Regions from separate parts of the Homo sapiens genome. Here region 1 is linked to region 2. The links are chromatin loops, found by intact Hi-C in ENCODE. Cell type or tissue: dorsolateral prefrontal cortex. All regions are shown on one strand. Links, peaks and the distances in the headings refer to the core of each region. The heading gives the core; the rest is flanking DNA. Region 1 has its middle 110 kb from the start of LINC01364. Region 2 overlaps LOC105378833 (a long non-coding RNA gene).

Evidence for each region. Hi-C counts contacts between places; a loop is a spot of excess contacts. Peaks named below come from ENCODE experiments on the same cell type or tissue, not always from the same donor. Only the 100,000 strongest peaks of a DNase experiment are listed, where the experiment ranks them.
Region 1: it touches region 2 in a loop (2.0-fold over the local background); 1 of 110 quality-filtered maps calls a loop at or near these places.

Annotation. Positions count from the first base shown.
Region 1 is chr1:87,477,251-87,480,172 of GRCh38, forward strand. No RefSeq gene overlaps it. Among named protein-coding and RNA genes, the nearest start is that of LINC01364, 110 kb to the left of the region's middle. In dorsolateral prefrontal cortex, for the core only: a CTCF peak has its summit at 1,204; a DNase peak (open chromatin) is centred at 1,191.
Region 2 is chr1:87,409,354-87,412,275 of GRCh38, forward strand. All of the region lies in intron 3 of LOC105378833 (a long non-coding RNA gene), which reads left to right. Among named protein-coding and RNA genes, the nearest start is that of LINC01364, 39 kb to the left of the region's middle. In dorsolateral prefrontal cortex, for the core only: no CTCF peak of the experiment used is centred there; a DNase peak (open chromatin) is centred at 1,648; H3K27ac peaks cover 1,883 bases.

The DNA of each region.
Region 1 (2,922 bases), core at 234-2,733, 68 kb after region 2:
AGAAATAGAGCCCTGATATAAATACCTATCTTCTAGGTGGATTGTGGTATACCTAAACTCAGCCATTAACTTTGAAGTTTTTATGTATATATATATATATTTGACTTTGCTTTGTTTCTCTCATTTCTTGATGCAAAAGTTTATATTTTAAATACTTTTTAAAATGCAAATTTTAATAGCTTATATTTTATTTTCAAAAGTAATGCATGCTTGTAAAAATACACTGATATGGATATAGAAACGAAGGGAAAAAAACCTCTTCTTCCAGACACATGTCTAAAATCCTGTTGCCAAGGGTAAATCATGCACTTTAAGTCCTTTTAAATTAGGGCCTTGTTAGTTTGAGGGATTGAAATTGTCTTAAGAAGCTACTAACTAGTCATATTTCTTTATTTCTAAATATTGAAGTAAAAAAACTGTGAAAGATTTCAAAAATACAGAAAACTATACAAAATTATAATCATCCATAAGACTACTGCCAAAAGGTAATCAAGTTGTAACATTTTAGTGTACTTCTTTCAATATTTTTCTCTGCCAATATGGTAGAGATGGTACAATGGTCCCTTCAATCCCTCCATATTATATTGTGACAATTTTCTAATGTTAAGAGACATTTTGTCATTGGGCGCAATGGCTCATGCCTGTAATCCCAGCACTTTGGGAGGCCAAGGCAGGAGGATCACTTGAGGTCAGGTGTTCGAGACCAACCTGGCCAACATGGCGAAACCTCGTATCTATTCGAAATACAAAACTTAGTTGCGCATGGTGGCACGCAGCTGTAATACCAGCTACTTGGGAGCCTGAGGCAAAAAATAAACATTCTTTCAAAAAAACATAATTTTGAATGGCTGCAAAATATTCCTTTGCAAATGCTTCGTATTAAACTTTTTCCAGACAATGAGAGGGAATATTTAGCCCTCTCACCTCGTGTTTTCCTTGTGAGGGAGGGGCCCTTCTTCAATGACCAGGAAGGAGACATATAAATGGAACCGTCATTTGTCACCTCTCTGAATCCCCTCCCTCCTTCCTTCCAAAGGCAGAGTGACTCCTCTGGCTGCTGAGATGGAAAGAGGTGTCAGTTCAGTCACTCTCCACAGCAATCCTGCGACACCCTGAGGCTTGTGTTTCGTCTCCTTGGAATGGCTAGTTGGGCCCCACCATGTGGCCAGCTTCTCTGTCAAGACTCACTTATTCTGGCATGTTCTTGCTCCTGCAGAGGGCAGGCCTGCAGTTGGGGATGGAAGTGTTTAATTCTGAAGGAAAAGTGGTAGGCTTGTAGCCACAGGTTGAGCTGCTTCTCTAATGCAGTTTAGTCAACCTTTAGGATTATAGATAGATGTTCATCAGCTGGATTCCTGTATTTGTCTCTCAACTTGCTCCTAACTTAGATGAGGGGAGATAGTGAGTCAAGAGAAAAAAATGTAATGATTAATAGTTATAGCCCTATACCTCAACTAATGTTACTATAGCTAACATTTATTTAGTATTTATTCTGGATCAAGCTGCATTTTCTCATATAATTCCCCCAACAACCCTGTGAGGTCATGGTATTATTGTTATCATTTTACAGATGATGGAATTGAGGCATGATGAAAGCCTCTCGCAAGTGAGGGAGCTGGGATTTGCTCCCTTGCTCCTAGCCACTTCACTGTATCATCCTTCATCTATTCTACATCATAAATAACACATTAACTTTTTTGCACATTAATTGTAGCTTGACTTGTAAACTCTACCTGATGCTGTCTTCTATAGTTGAATATGTCCGTTATTTTTTAAATAATATTTTATTGTAGTTATTGAATGTCTTTTAATATCATTTATAATGACTTGGGATATACAGATTTTTATTTTTATGCAGTTAAATCTATTCTTATTTTCCTTCATGACTTATTCCATCTTGATTTTGTGTTTAGGAAGTCTTTGCCAACCCGATAAATAGACTTTCACCTATATTTTACTTTAGATTCTATGGTTTTATTTTAAAAGTATAACTTTTACCATCCAGAAATTATTTGGTATAAGAGAACCGTTCTAAGTTTTTTGTTTTGTTTTGAAGAAAAACAAACAAACAAACAGTTGACTCAACACCATCCTTTCTCCACTGGTTTCCAAACCTGTTTCTGGTTTCTGTTTTTCTCCATTGCACTACCTGCTAATTTTTCTGTAATCTCACTCTGTTTTTATTTGTTTGTTGAACTTTTTACTGTAGCTTTATGGCATATTTTAATATTTAGAAGGATGAGTCCCACCTTGTTACTCTTTATTTTTAGAAACTTGTTGTCATCATGTGATATTCTTCCACATACATTTAAAAATTATTTTATCAAGTCTTTGCCCTAAAATCTTAATGGGAATATAGTTAGAATCTAGTTTCATCTGCAACTCAGTTTGGAAATATTTAATATCTTTACAGAATTCCTTTTTTCCATCTAGGAACATGTAATTTATTTATTCTTAAATATTTTCTTTTGCATGTCTCAGGTACTGAATTTGTCCTCATGAATGTGGCATTCTTTCTTGTTCAGGTTATTTCTATTATTTTATATTTTTGGAGGCTATTGGGAATAGATTCTTATATAAATAGTTATTATGATTTCACATTGTTTAAAACAACTGGTTATTGTTGGCATATGGACAATGTGGACAATTTTTTAATAGTATTTTTGTTTAGTTTGTAGTTTCTTTATTGACTTCATTAATTTTAAAGTTTTTCCTTTGATCCTCCTGAGCTGTCTGTGCATAAATATACCATTGAAAATAATGATTTTCATTGCTTGCAATTTTTATATATGTTTCATTTTTATTTTATTGACCGGAACTCCCAGAATAATGTTAAATAACAATTATAATGAACATCCTTGTTTTGTTTAAATTTTAATGGAAATGCCTACAGGGTTTCACTGTAAAACATGACAGCTCTTG
Region 2 (2,922 bases), core at 119-2,618:
CTTATTGAGGATATCTAAAAACAATGGACAAAGCCTGATCAAAAAAGTCCAATATGTATCCAACTTTTCATAAAGAAGAAATAATCCTTTGGCCTGCTAGAGTGGTTGTTGTTTTAAGATTAATCTTAACTTATTTGTAGCCCATAAAACAAAACTAATTGCAGAATTCAAAGCTTTAGAGCATTCTTAGGTGGCTTGATGGGAAAGCATTGAAATAAATACAAACGTTTAGATAAAACAACCATTTTAATAGTATTAACTCTGCCAATTAATGATAATGGAAGAGCCGTCCAATTAGCTAAATCGCTAATAGTTTTATCAAGCAGAGGTTGGTAATTTAAAGCAAACAAATTCTTTCTAATTTTATCCACTTGCACACCAAGATATTTAAAGGATAACAGGGGATCCAATAAAGAGTATTGCTCAAGAAGAGCTATATTTAAATCTCCTAATGGCTATAACACAGAGTTACCCCAATTAGTCAGAAAATCCAAGCAGTCAGTAAATTCTTTCAAGCTTTCACAATTTGGGGTAAAAATAAATGAGATACAAGAAAGGTGCTACTTGCAATCATTAGCATTATTACTGAGGTACATTTGGAAGATGGAGAGTGTCCTGAGACAGTCAGGGGTATAAACTTAACTCATCAAATGCAGCAATTGTGAGCACTCTGCACTCATGCTCAGCCTCACACTGGGGCATTTCTGAGCAGTTTTCTTGGAGGTTACCGCTATATACCCCTACTCAGTACAGAAGGTCAGGGAGAAGTTGATTCCACACCAAGTTTGGGACTGGGACTGCGCCTGTCAAACCTCCACAGAGAATCCAGGCACATAATTGGATAATTCAGGAAGATCTTCTTAGGACAAGAATGATGTTAACATTTCTTACAATACCTGTTTTATTATTCTCAAGAGAATAGACTTTCAAAAACATCTGTGTTATCTGAATATGTGAACTTCATCAGTAGGGACATGGTCAGTTAAGGACAAATGGCAAATGATCAACTAAAAAGGGCCTTTGTTGTCCTTCTGCTTGGGTATAAGATAACCTTAAAATTTTCAGAATTAATGATGCTGTTAACCCCACATTAGGGTACTGCCAACCAAGCCACTGTGCTTAGATGGACAAATGTTAAAGAGAAAAGAACACAATGAAGAGCCTTTCCAGAGCATTATCTTTGCCAGTGCTAGCAGGTGGAAAGTATTATTTGACTATCATAACTTTCTTTTATTGAGCTACTTACTAGGAGCCAAGCACTGTGTCAATATCTTCATATTCCTTATTTCATTAAGCTTCCCATCAATAAAGTGAGCATTACCTGTGTTGTATAGATGAGTTTACTGAGGCTTACAGGTTAAGTAGCTTGCCCACAGCTATTAGTCTGGGAGCCAGGATTCAGCCTTAGGGCTCTCTCACTACAAGGACCTTGCTTTACCTGGATTGTGTCCTGCCATCCTGGTTCCGTCATCTGGCATGTTGTCAGTGTTCAGTGTATATTGCAGGAGGATGATGGTCTCCATGTGTTCTAGTGGTACAGAGAACAAATACCCTATGGATAGCCCTGTGGGGTAAATAAAGAATGAACTGGGCCCAGCTGGGCATTTGCATCAAAGTGCCTCACCAGAGTTCCCAGCTGCTCTGGCAGAGTGCCCAGGCTTGCCCCAGAGCCCAAACAGAATGCTCTTTGAGATGCCTCTGGTTTTCATTTTCCAAACCTTGCCACACACAACAAGTGGGCCTGGGGCTGGCCTCAAAGTCCCCACCCTGCCTCACTTCCTTTGGGGGTTGGGGGAAGGGTTGTAGAAAGAAAAAGAATTGGTGACACCAGTATCTTGGTATGAAGAACTAACTTTTCTCTAAACTGTTAAAGGTCTTGTCAAATCCATCCATAGACTCAAATATTAACAAGGATCTTTAGATAAAAGGTTGTCAGTGACATAAACCACATGGAACTTGTGTTTACCACAAAATAAGAGCAAGGGCATATTTCTTATTTTTGTGTGTACCAAGAAATACAATCAAAGACTAATGGAAAGACTTAAACGTAGTTCAGTTTCAGGACTGAGAGCAGGATGGGCTGAGAAAACACTTCCTAACCCAGACGCCCAAGCAGGCAGGCCAGCCTGAGCAAGGCCTGGTCAATGTTAGGAAGCAATCTTAATTTCTCTCCCTTTATATTGTCTGCTGTTTGGTTTAGGCTCTTTCAAAATTTTTTTTTTTTTTTTTTTTTTGAGACGGAGTCTTGCTCTGTCGCCCAGGCTGGAGTGCAGTGGAGCTATCTCGACTCACTGCAAGCTCCGCCTCCCGAGTTCACGCCATTCTCCTGCCTCACCCTCTTGAGTAGCTGGGACTACAGACACCCGCTACCATGCCCGGCTAATTTTTTTTTATTTTAGTAGAGACAGGGTTTCACCGTGTTAGCCAGGATGGCCCTTGGCCTCCCAAAGTGCTGGGATTACAGGTGTGAGCCATCGCGCCCGGCCCCATTTAGCCCCTTTTCAAGGACAGATCTCATGGAAAAAAGCACCTGGCAGGTCACAGATACTCAATGAGCAGAGTTTTTTTTCTTTCTAGTTCTACTTTTTAGTAGAACTTTTCTAGTAGTTTCTTTACTACTTACAGAACAGTATAAATGAGGATAATTTTATCCTCAGCAGAAGTGGCACTTTGGTTTGAGAAAGAATGAGGGAGGGGGGTGGAAAACAGCTGAAAAATACCAGCCATTATCTGTTTGGCCTCTTGGTTGGTCCTAGAGATTTTCACAGTAAATTCTACCCACCATCAGCTGGTGTGAGGGGAAAACACTGGGCCAGGAGTCAGGATCCTTGGTCTTCTTCCCACCTAGGCCTCTATGGTAGGGTAGATTTCCTGAGAAACAGACTCTGTTACGGAGGTTTTCTTGCAGGAGGTTTACTGGGA